Linked DNA regions of Homo sapiens: region 2 is linked to region 1. Evidence: chromatin loops called from intact Hi-C (ENCODE). Cell type or tissue: stomach. All regions are shown on one strand. Links, peaks and the distances in the headings refer to the core of each region. The heading gives the core; the rest is flanking DNA. Region 1 overlaps RAB22A (RAB22A, member RAS oncogene family). Region 2 has its middle 14 kb from the start of VAPB.

Evidence for each region. Peaks named below come from ENCODE experiments on the same cell type or tissue, not always from the same donor. Only the 100,000 strongest peaks of a DNase experiment are listed, where the experiment ranks them.
Region 2: a loop joins it to region 1, with 1.9 times the contacts of the local background. A loop is called at or near these places in 27 of 110 quality-filtered maps.

Annotation. Positions count from the first base shown.
Region 1 is chr20:58,328,466-58,333,848 of GRCh38, forward strand. The region is part of intron 2 of RAB22A (RAB22A, member RAS oncogene family); the gene reads left to right. Among named protein-coding and RNA genes, the nearest start is that of RAB22A, 21 kb to the left of the region's middle. In stomach, for the core only: no CTCF peak of the experiment used is centred there; DNase peaks (open chromatin) are centred at 1,976 and 2,406; H3K27ac peaks cover 465 bases.
Region 2 is chr20:58,372,215-58,377,597 of GRCh38, forward strand. No RefSeq gene overlaps it. Among named protein-coding and RNA genes, the nearest start is that of VAPB, 14 kb to the right of the region's middle. RefSeq lists an enhancer at 644-1,145. In stomach, for the core only: no CTCF peak of the experiment used is centred there; no DNase peak of the experiment used is centred there; H3K27me3 peaks cover 1,514 bases.

The DNA of each region.
Region 1 (5,383 bases), core at 192-5,191:
CAGTGTCCAGCTACATTCTTTATATTGTACTTGCAACTTTTCTGAAGTTGGAGATTATTTCAAATTTTTAAAATGATGGCTATTTTACTGTATTTCCCGCCGCCCCCCACAATGTCATTTAAAGACAACTGGCTATTTGAGGTTTAAAAAAAGATGATAACATTGTGTTGTGGATGCCCTCTTCACAGGATCTAGGATTTCCCAAACCAGCCCTAGCTCTCTTTTCCTCCCTACTTAGGTAGTCCTTACTTTAGTCAGGCTTTGATACACTGCTCTGGGCACCATGGCTCCCTTCCACCTTCCATACTCAAGAATACCTACCTGCTTGGCCTACCTACTAGCAACTCTTGGGCTAAATAATTGTTCAAAAAAAAGAACAGGAAGAAAGGAGGAAGAGCAAAAGTAGTTTTATTTTACACACATATTAGCATTACCATTGCTCTTCATTCCTTCCTGTAGAATTGAGTTTTCATCTGATGACATTTACCGATGGTCTAAAGAATTTCTTTGAGCATTTCATGTATTCAGGGCTGGTGACAAGATCGCCTCGGTATTTGTTTACCTAGGGTAATGTCTGCATTGCATATTCCCTTTTTTTTTTTTTTTGAGGCAGAGCCTCATTCTGTCACCCAGGCTGGAGTGCAGTGGCGCTATCTCGGCTCACTGCAAGCTCCCCGTCCTGGGTTCACACTGTTCTCCTGCCTCAGCCTCCTGAGTAGCTGGGATTACAGGCGCCTGCCACCATGCCCAGCTAATTTTTTGTATTTTCAGTAGAGACGGGGTTTCACCATGTTAGCCAGGATGGTCTCGATCTCCTGACCTCGTGATCTGCCTGCCTCAGCATCCCAAAGTGCTGGGATTACAGGCATGAGCCACGGCACCTGGCTGCATACTCACTTTTGAGGTATGTTTTTGCTAGATGTAGATTTCAGATGTTTTTTCTTTCAGCACTTTACTGTGTCATTCTGTTTTATCCTGGCCTTCGTTGTTTTTGTTGAGTGGCGTCATCCTCCTTCATATTGTTACCCTATATGTAATGCCTTTTCATTCTCTGGCTGCTCTTAAGACCTATTCTTTATCTTTTGTTTTCAGTAATTTACTTTAATATGCTAAATGTGTAATATACTCTGGGTTCACTGCGTTTCTTAGATCTGAAATTTGATTAGTTTTACAAAATTTGGGACATTTGCATCCAAATTGTTTTAAGTATCTGTTTTGCACCATTCTCTTGGTCCTCTTATGGGATTCCAATTGTATGTATGTTAAACTGCTAGATATTATACCACAGGCCATGGAGGCTCTGAGTTTGTGTCCTTTTCCCTACCCCCATCTTTTTCTCTCTATTCTTAACAATCACATAATTTCTCTTGATCTGTCTTTATCTTAGTTGATTCCTCTACAGTGTCTCCAAATCTGTTGGCCCTCTTTAGTCATGGGTTTCACATCCAGGGGTTCCACCAACCACAGATTGAAAGTATCTGGGGGGGAAGAGTCTGTATATGTACTAAACATGTACTAAACATATATACAGACTTTTTTTTCTTGTCATTATTCCCTAAATGATAAAGCAACTATTTACTTAGCTTTTACAGTGTATTAGGTATTGTAAGTAATCTAGAGATGACTTAAAGTATATGAGAGGATACATGTAGGTTATATGCAAATGCTATATCATTTTATACAACAGTTGTGAGTATTTGCAAATTTTTATTCGTGGGGGGTCCTGAAACCAGTCCCCTGCGGATACTGAAGGATGACTATTCTGTTCAGTGTGTCTAATATTTTTCCCCCAGTATTTAGATACTGTCCTTAATTCTAGAATTTTCATTTGGTTCTTTTATATATTTTACATGCATAGTTCCCCCATCTGCTCACTCAATATGACTTTCTTTAAGTCTAGATTATATTTATAGTAGCTGTTTTTAACATCTGTATCTGCTCATTCCAGCGTCTGGATCATCTCAGGATCTGTTACATCTACTTTTTTTTTTCTCTTGACCTTGGGTCACATTTTCTTGGATTATCTAGTAGTTTTTTATATTGTACTGGACACTGCAGAAGATACGCTGCAAAGATTTTAGATTTTCGTATCTTCCACTGAAGAGTGCTGTTTTGTTTTAACAGAATGTTAAATTATGGGCTAATCATCTTGAACTTGTGGAAGCTTCATCTTAACACTTTGTTCAGACGGTTGTGTTGGGATGTCGCCTTATGACAAATCCTTATTCTTGGGACACTATCTTTGCTTCTGAGATATGGCCTACCTCATTATCATTGAAGGTGTCCAGTGAGCCTCTGGATTGGCAGGATTTAAACTCCCAACTTTTCTCCCCTACAGTTGGAAACAACTGAAATCTCTGCTCAGCTCTTTTTTTGGCCTTCCAGCTGTTGCTGTCCATTGGACTCCTTGGCATCTCCCCAGTTGCATGTGCAATTATAGGAATCAGCTGTGGCTCTGAGAGGAGTCTGTGTATGGATTTGCAGCTCCTTCTTTTCTAGAACATCCCCTCTCTATTTCCAGCCACACTGGCAGCCCTGAACCTCATCCTCTGTCACTTCTAGCCAACGCTGGTGGTTTGTCCTCACCTTGATTTTTTATCACTTTCTTCCTCTCTTACTGCATTTCAGCCACATGGCCCTTCTTTTCAAACATTTGAAAAGAAATACAGAGACCCAACTCAAGGTCTCTGTATTTACTGTTTCCTCTTTTTGAAATGTTCTCCCCCCTCTAAATATTGGAATGGTTGGATCTTCTTCCCTTTTAGGATTCCTCCAAGTTTTTGCTATCATCCTATCTCAAATTGCCACTCCAGTCACTATCACCACACAGTGTTTTTTTTAATCTTCGTAGTAAATATTAAAATCTATAATCATCTATTTGTTTATTTATTGTCAGTTCCTGCCACTTGATTATAAGCTGTATGAGAAGAGGAACCGTATCTGAAATGACCACAGACAGCTGTATCCTCAGCCCACAATAGACGCTCAGTAAAAAATTATTATTGAAGATTTTCATAATTATATACATTTATTGTCTATTTAACCAATCTCTTATTGACCGTTCTCTTATCAGCTTTTACCCCCATTATTCCATTGAAACACCATTGTTGTAGAGTTTGACTAAATATAAACCACAAATATAATTCGCTTTTTATTGTATTTGCCCTCTAGAAGTATTTGGCATTATCTTGACTTTTTTTTTTAATCCTTTGGTTTCCTGGGATACGGTTCTGGTTCTCCTTTCTACCTCTTGGGGCTTCCTCCTTCTTGTGTTTCTTGGCTTCAATGTCCACCCCTAAAATGTCACAACAGAATTTCTTGCATAGTCTGTGTCTCTTCCTAGGTGATTTCATTCACACTCAGCACTTTGATGGCCACCTTTCTCTAGTGACTCCAGGTGACGGGTATTTAAACAGAGACACCTGGGACTCCACATATCTACCACTGAACTCCTCTTTCTCCTCGGTCATCCCCAAGTACCTTGTTCTGCCTTGCCATAAGGGAGCATTTAACAAGTCCTTCGTACAACCACTGTAAACAACAACTTAGCAAAAATTATCAAATGTAAGTAGTAATGATAACGATGGGCATATTATATCCTTTAAATGTAATAACTCAGTCCTTTAAACAATCCACTATGCTTTCCAACTCATAAAAAGTCACAAGAGACCATCATTCTCACCCAAACAGCCAAAACAAGCAAGATAAGTTTTTAAAAGCCCATTAGGCAGCTGAGCACACAAAGAAACCTAAATAAACTAAACTTCAATAAGTGATAGACCATTCAGAAGAGAGCCGTAGCTGCTCTCATCCTCTATTGAAACAGAGGGACAGGGAAACTTTGCCATAGATGGGAACAGTTGGGCTCTTAACTGTGGAGACTTGAAGTGGGGCAGGTGAGCTCAGAGCAAACTCTTCACAGGAATTTCTACTTTTGCTGGGCATAGGGTGACAGCAGCCAAGGTGCAAGAATCCATGGGTGGAGCTGCAAAGCAAAGGAATCTCTTAAAAATCTTGATCTGATTCACTGACCCTCTCCTCTGCTGTGTCCAGTCATCTTATAAAATGTCCATATAAAGTCAGATAAGTAGAAAGTATCCAAACTGAAATGCAAAGAGAAGAGAAAGATATTTTTAAAAGACATCCAAAATCTGTAAGGTGCTGTCAGTTTCACAATTGGCTTCCCTGAAAGAAAGGAGAAGGACAAAGGAAAAGAATAATTCAAGAGATAAAAGGTAGGAGCTTTCCACAATTGATGGAAGTGATCAATGTATAAATCTGATAATTTCTGCAAACTCGTCAGGATAAATACAAAACAAACCACAACTCCACAGTCTAGGTATATCATAGTCAAACTGCTGATAACCGGAAATAAAGAGCAGATCTTAAAAGCAATCAGAAGAGGGATAAAAAACATGTTATATACAGGAGGACAGTGATAATAATTATCTCTGACTTTTCAGCACAAACAGTGGAGGTCAGAGTATAATGATACAGCATCTTTAACATAGTTTAAAAATATATATATATAGGCGGGGTGTGGTGGCTCACACCTGTGATCCCAGTACTTCTGGAGGCCAAGGCAAGTGGATCACCTGAGGTCAGGAGTTCAAGACCCAGCCTGGCCAATATGGTAAAACCCTGTCTCTACTAAAAATACAAAAATTAGCAGGGTGTGGTGGCGGGTACGTGTAATGCCAGCTACTTGGGAGGCTGAGGCAGGAGAACCACTTGAACCCAGGAGGCGGAGGTTGCAGTGAGCAAGATCATGCCATTGCACTCCAGCCTGGGCGACAGAGTGAGACTCCATCATAAATAAATAAATAAATAAATAAATAAATAAATCCCGCCAGCTAATTCTGTATCCAGCAATAATTAATTAATTAAACCTGCCAACTAATCTGTATCCAGCAAAAACTTTCTTCAAAAATAAAGGTGAATGGAGACATTTTCAGACAAAAGCTGAGTTTGTCTACAGTAGGCCCATATCAAGAAATATTAACAGGAGCCTATTTCATCCAGCTAAAAACACTATTGGCTTTAAATATATATGTAACAATTATATTGTTTGTTTGTAACATATGAAGAAGTTAAGTAACAGGCAACAGGAGCACAATGGATGGGAGGGAAATATATGAATATGTGGAATTCAGCTGGCAGAGTCTTACATTGTTCATGAAATAGTATAATATTTGGAAGTAGATTGAAATTTAAAGATGCATACTGTAATCTCTAGAGAAACTATTGAAAAAATAGAGACACACAGAGAGGTATAGCTGAAAATCCAACACAAGACATAAAATCGAGGGCCCAGTGCCATGGCTCACACTTATAATCCCAGTGCTTTGGGAGGCCAAGTTAAGGGATGAATGCTGGAGGCCAG
Region 2 (5,383 bases), core at 202-5,201, 44 kb after region 1:
ACGTGGAAAAGAAAAAAAAAGAAAACTTTACAAGCTCTTCAGCATTCGCTGGAGTGGAGGGATGTGCAAGTTTAAGTTTAAATCCAGAAATTGTGAAGAGAACATTTCAAGAAGTGGAATAAAATTGGACTTACTTGGGATGGTCTCTAGAATGTATGACGGTGGGGTTATTTATTAAAAGGGGCTTCAAGGCCAGATGGAAGACATTCCTCGGTCTTTTGCTGAGTCAGTGAATGTACTTAAACTTTGCCTACCCTCTTCTGTGAGTTGGTGTGTGATTTTACATTGCTAAAGGATAACGTTGCAAACTTTATGAGGCTACTGTGAATAGCTAATGAGGGCAAGCAGTCGGGCTATATAAATCAATATTATTAATTGCACCAATAATAAACATACAAATTCCATTATTAGCCTTAGCATACAACTGCTTGTTACAAAACCATGTACATTTTAGTGCCTGCTTTTTTTTGCCATGGGTCCATTAGGGAATTCTTTATTGTTTTTATATTAAAGCCTAAAAAATATAAAAGCTTGTCTTTATTTTTCATAATGCCGTCATTTCAAAATAGTACACCCACGCATGCATGCATGTACACATATAAACACGAAACGAAGAAAAGAAAAATGACTTAAGTTGCAAAGTAAAATGAGAAAAAGACAAAAGGTTCCTTGTAGCCCCAGCTGCAGGAGAATAATAGGTTCAAAGGGGTTTTACCGAGAGAAATGATGCTCAGAGCAGGGAGCAGAGAGGCTGGGAAGGAACGCAAGGACAGCTGAGGAGGCAGGCGGGGCGCCCTGGAGACGTTGCAGAGAGCACAGCAGCTGCTGAGGCCAGGCAAAGGTTGCATTCCTGCCCTCCCAGGTACCTGCTTTCAAAGGCTGAGCCATCCTCATTTATTATTTGTTTTGTCAAACATTAAAACATTCCTGCCACTGCAAAGTCCTACGTCTTAGACTCCCAGGAATAAATAAATGAAAATCCAGGACACGGTTTCAGGACTCCTACCACGTGCCATGCACTATCACAAGACAAATAAATCAGGACCCCAGTAGGGAATTAATTAATCTTCCAAGAAATGAAGAAATGGGGAGATGGTTCTTTGGGTGATACCTTTCCCACAGGAAGAAATAACAGAAGGTATTTATGACATTTTTCTTTTCCTAGTTGCTGCAAATTAAGAATCACAGGCTTTTACTTAAAAACATGTAAATATTGGAGGAGAGGGGATGTCTTCACAGAGTTCAAAATGATGGTGAAGAACCGGTTTTCAGCCAGGCATGGTGGCTCACGCCTGTAATACCAGCATTTTGGGAGGCCGAGGTGGGCGGGTCACTTGAGGTCAGGAGTTTAAGACCAGCCTGGCCAACATGGTGAAACACCGTCTCTACTAAAACTACAAAAATTAGCCTGGTATGGTGGCACACACCTGTAATCCCACCTACTCGGGAGGCTGAGGCGGTAGGATCGCTTGAACCCAGGAGGCGGAGGCTGCAGTGAGCCAAGATTGTGCCGCTGCACTCCAGCCTGAGTGACAGTGAGACTCCATCTCAAAAAAATAAAATAAAAAATAAAGAACCGGTTTTCAGTGCCCCAATTCCTAGATGTAATTGGGGTATTTGGTACAAGAGGGGTTTACCAACCCCAACTACATGATGAACTTACTTCCTTCACCAAGTACCCAAAGACAGACAAACCCAGCTGCAACAACAGCCTCAGAGAACACAAGAGCTCCCAGGCTCACACATCACACGACCCCCAGATTCTGACATAAGACATAGATTTAGGGACCTCGTTGAAATCCCTGGTGATGTGAGACCCCACGAGTGTGCCATCCTTGTGATAAGAGCTAACATCACTGCAGCAAGAACTTTACTTGCATCCGTTCACTGAGTCCTCCCCAGATCCAAGAGGCAGGAACTTCCATTATCCCCACCGTACAGATGAGGAAGTGGCCGAGGCTCAGACAGCGAGGAAGAGATAATCAGCCAGAAGCTGGCCTGGCCCTCGCAGCTGGCCTTGGTATACTCTCTCCTGTCGAAGAGACACTGACATCAACACAAGGCCACAATTTCACAAGACAATTTCGGCAATGTCACAGGACACTGACCTCACACAAGGCCACTCTGACCATGATGGGTCAAAACATAAACAAGACTTCTCCGTCACTCTAGTCCTTGTGGATGCAATCACAGTATGACCCCAAGTCTTGTTCCCGACAGCACCTAACCAAGAGCAAAGCTCACTTCCTGGACCCCTGCCCTGAAATCACCAATATTATCCCCAATCCCCGAGTCTCTTCTGACCCCTCTTAGGGAACTGCTTCACACTCCCAAAGCGCCCAGGCGGCACTTTGAACTTATTCCCCCACACATGTGTCCTGGGGGTCTTTGTCTGCAAGGCATTGCCAGCAGCCTAAGGCCACACATCTGCTGAGTCACAGCGCTGCGAAGGGCAGGTTGGGACCCAGGCCATCGGTCTACAGAGCCCATGATTTCCCTACTGCCTGATCTGCACAGGGAGCGGTCATAGCAAAGACACATTCCTTTCTCAGCACAAAATGGCAGGGCCTGCTGCGAGCATTTGGATTTCAGGAGAGCGCTGCAGGTACTTTACCTATTGCAGTTACTCTTGTTTGGGGTTTTCCCCTAGATACAAAAGCAAAGTTGTGACAGTCACTTGATAATCTATGGCTCTAAGCATTCCTGGGAGTGGGGAGCAGAAAAATGAAAATGGAGAAACTGAAACTTACAATGCCATGCCACGGTCTCCCCTGCCCTCCCACATTATACCCCTCTCTCTCTCTCTCCCTCCCTCCCTCTATCTCTGTCTCTCCCCCATCTCTCTCTCCCTCCGTCTCTCTTTCCCTCTCTCTCCTCCCTCTCTCTTCCCCCCTCTCTGCTCCATCTCCCTCCCTTCCTCCATCTCTCTCTCTCCCCCCTTACCCCTCCCTTTTCCTCCCTCTCTCTCTCTCTCTTCCTCTTCTCTCTCTCTCTTCCTCCCTCTTTCGTCCGCTCTCCTCCCTCCCCAAATATATATATATATATATATCTCCCTCTCCCCAGCTCTCCCTCCCTCTCTCCCCCTCCCTCTCTTTCTCTCCTCCTTTTTCTCCTCTTTCCTCTCTTTCTCTCCCTCCCTCTGTGTCTCTCTTTCCTTCTCTCTCTGCCATCTCCTTCTCCATCTCTGTCTCTCCCTCCTCCTCCCCCTCCCCCATCCCTCTCTCTCTTTCCCTCCCTCTCTGTCTCTCTCTCTTTCTCTCTCTCCCATTTCCTTCTCCATCTCTGCCTCTCCCTCCCCCTACCCCTCCCTAGCTCTGGCATTCAGGGATTCGTATTTCCTTTCTGATGCTGGCAACCAGAGGCTGCTGCGCAGTTTCTCTTCTCAGACACCCTGCGGTGGCTGACTAGTCAGAAGGACAGTGGAAGAGGGGATTCGAAGCTGCATTTGCAGAGTAAGCACAGTTTCTAATCAGATCAATGAAAATAACAAAGTTTTCCAATGATGCTCTCACTCACTGGTTGCATAATCCTTTGTTAATGTTTATGTATTATTGTCATTTCTTTGGGGTGGCCTGGGGATAGGCAGACAGAAACAACAGGGAGAGGTCTAAGACCCTCGTCCCCAGCCACTCCTTGGTAGGGTCACTCAAGGTTCTGTCTTACTCTGCTTTATCTCCTAGCTAGACAGGGGGAGATGGGGGTCTGCGTGTCTTTTGTCTCTGGGTCCTCGGTGTTCTGCCCCTGTGCCCCTCCACAAATGTCTGCTCAATGAATGAAGGCCGTGAGGTGGAAAATCACCAGGGCTTGGACAAAAGAGAGATTTGCAAATTTGACATACACACTAACAAAACGCATCCCCTGTCCCCTCCCAACTGCCTCAACACACTGGAAATGATCTGTGGGGACCCTGTAAAATCTCCCCACAGTGAATACCATGCTCACTCACTGCCTCATCAAACATTTATCACACGGTTCTTCTGCCTCACACTGCCATGGGGGAACAATGAGGTAAATATGCCGTTCTTACCCCTGAGAAGCGTGGAATCTAATTATCTTCTAGAGATGCTTTGGGGATCTGCTTACTAAATCAATACGAATGATTCGTAATTAGAATATCAATTATTTGTATGCAAATGTGGTCTTCTGGGTGATTGGGGACAAGTCCTAAGGAGCAAAAAAACTTCCCCCACCGTGCCCCCTCAAATTCTTAATTACATTATTTCATTCATTCATCAAACATGTATTGAGCACCTTTTATATGCCAGGCACAGAGATTGGGACCAAGAATCCATCCCCTGGTTGCTCACAGTCAGGAATGAAGAATCAAGGTGTTCGGGGCCTTGGGAGAGAGCTTGCTTCTTGCGGGCAAGGGGAGAAAGCATGAACCTTCTTCCATCCATCCTGACTGACAGCCACCTAGTTTACTGAGACCTTCAGCTGAGGAGCCAGCCCTGCCGGAGTCCTCCTGCCCAAGTCTGGAGGAGCCTCCCTCAACGTGGGCAAGGGTTAGCAATATGATTGCACCCCTTTTTGTAAAGCTATGGGGGTGCCTGGTTCTATGACTACCCCATCCCCCATCCAGGTTCTGAGCTACTGGGTCTGAGTGGGGATTTTTGTTTGTTTGTTTGTTTGTTTTTGTTTTTGTTTTTGAGACAGGGTCTCACTCTGTTGCCCAGGCTGGAGTGGAGTGGCACGATCACAGCTCACTGCAGCCTCAGCCTCCCGGGCTCAAGCAATCCTCCCACCTCAGCCTCCTGAGTAGCTGGGACCAAAGGTGCGCACCACCATACCCAGCTAATTTTCGTATTTTTTTGGTAGAGATGGGATCTCTCTATGTTCCCCAGGCTGGTCTTGAACTCCTGGACTCAAGCAGTCCTCCCACCTCAGCCTCCCAAAATGTTGGGATTACAGGCATGAGCCACCTGGTCTCTGAGTGGGTTTTTTTTTTTTAACAAATCCTGTGTGCCAGCTTGTCCTGAAACTTCAACCCTTGGTGACCCTGAATCTTCATTCATTCATTCATTCATTCATTCATTTCTTCATTTGTTCACACACTCTTCCATTTGTTGAGACTTTGTTATGCTCCAAACCCTTGCCAGGTGCTAGAGGGTAGAGTGTTCAGCAGAGATGGATCAGTCATGGAGCTGGCTCTCTAGTTGGGAGACAGATAGTAAAAAAAATTCACAAATAAGCCCATGCCCCCGACTCTCTCACCATGGCCCCCACTTCTGAGCAACGTTCCCTCATCTGCCCCATGGTCTATTTCATGCAGGTCCTCCATCTCCAGCTTCTCACTGCTCTGGGGCAAGTTACTAAACCTCTTGGTGCCTCAGTGTCCTCATTTGTACACCAAAGAACATCATAATATTACTACCTCTCTGTT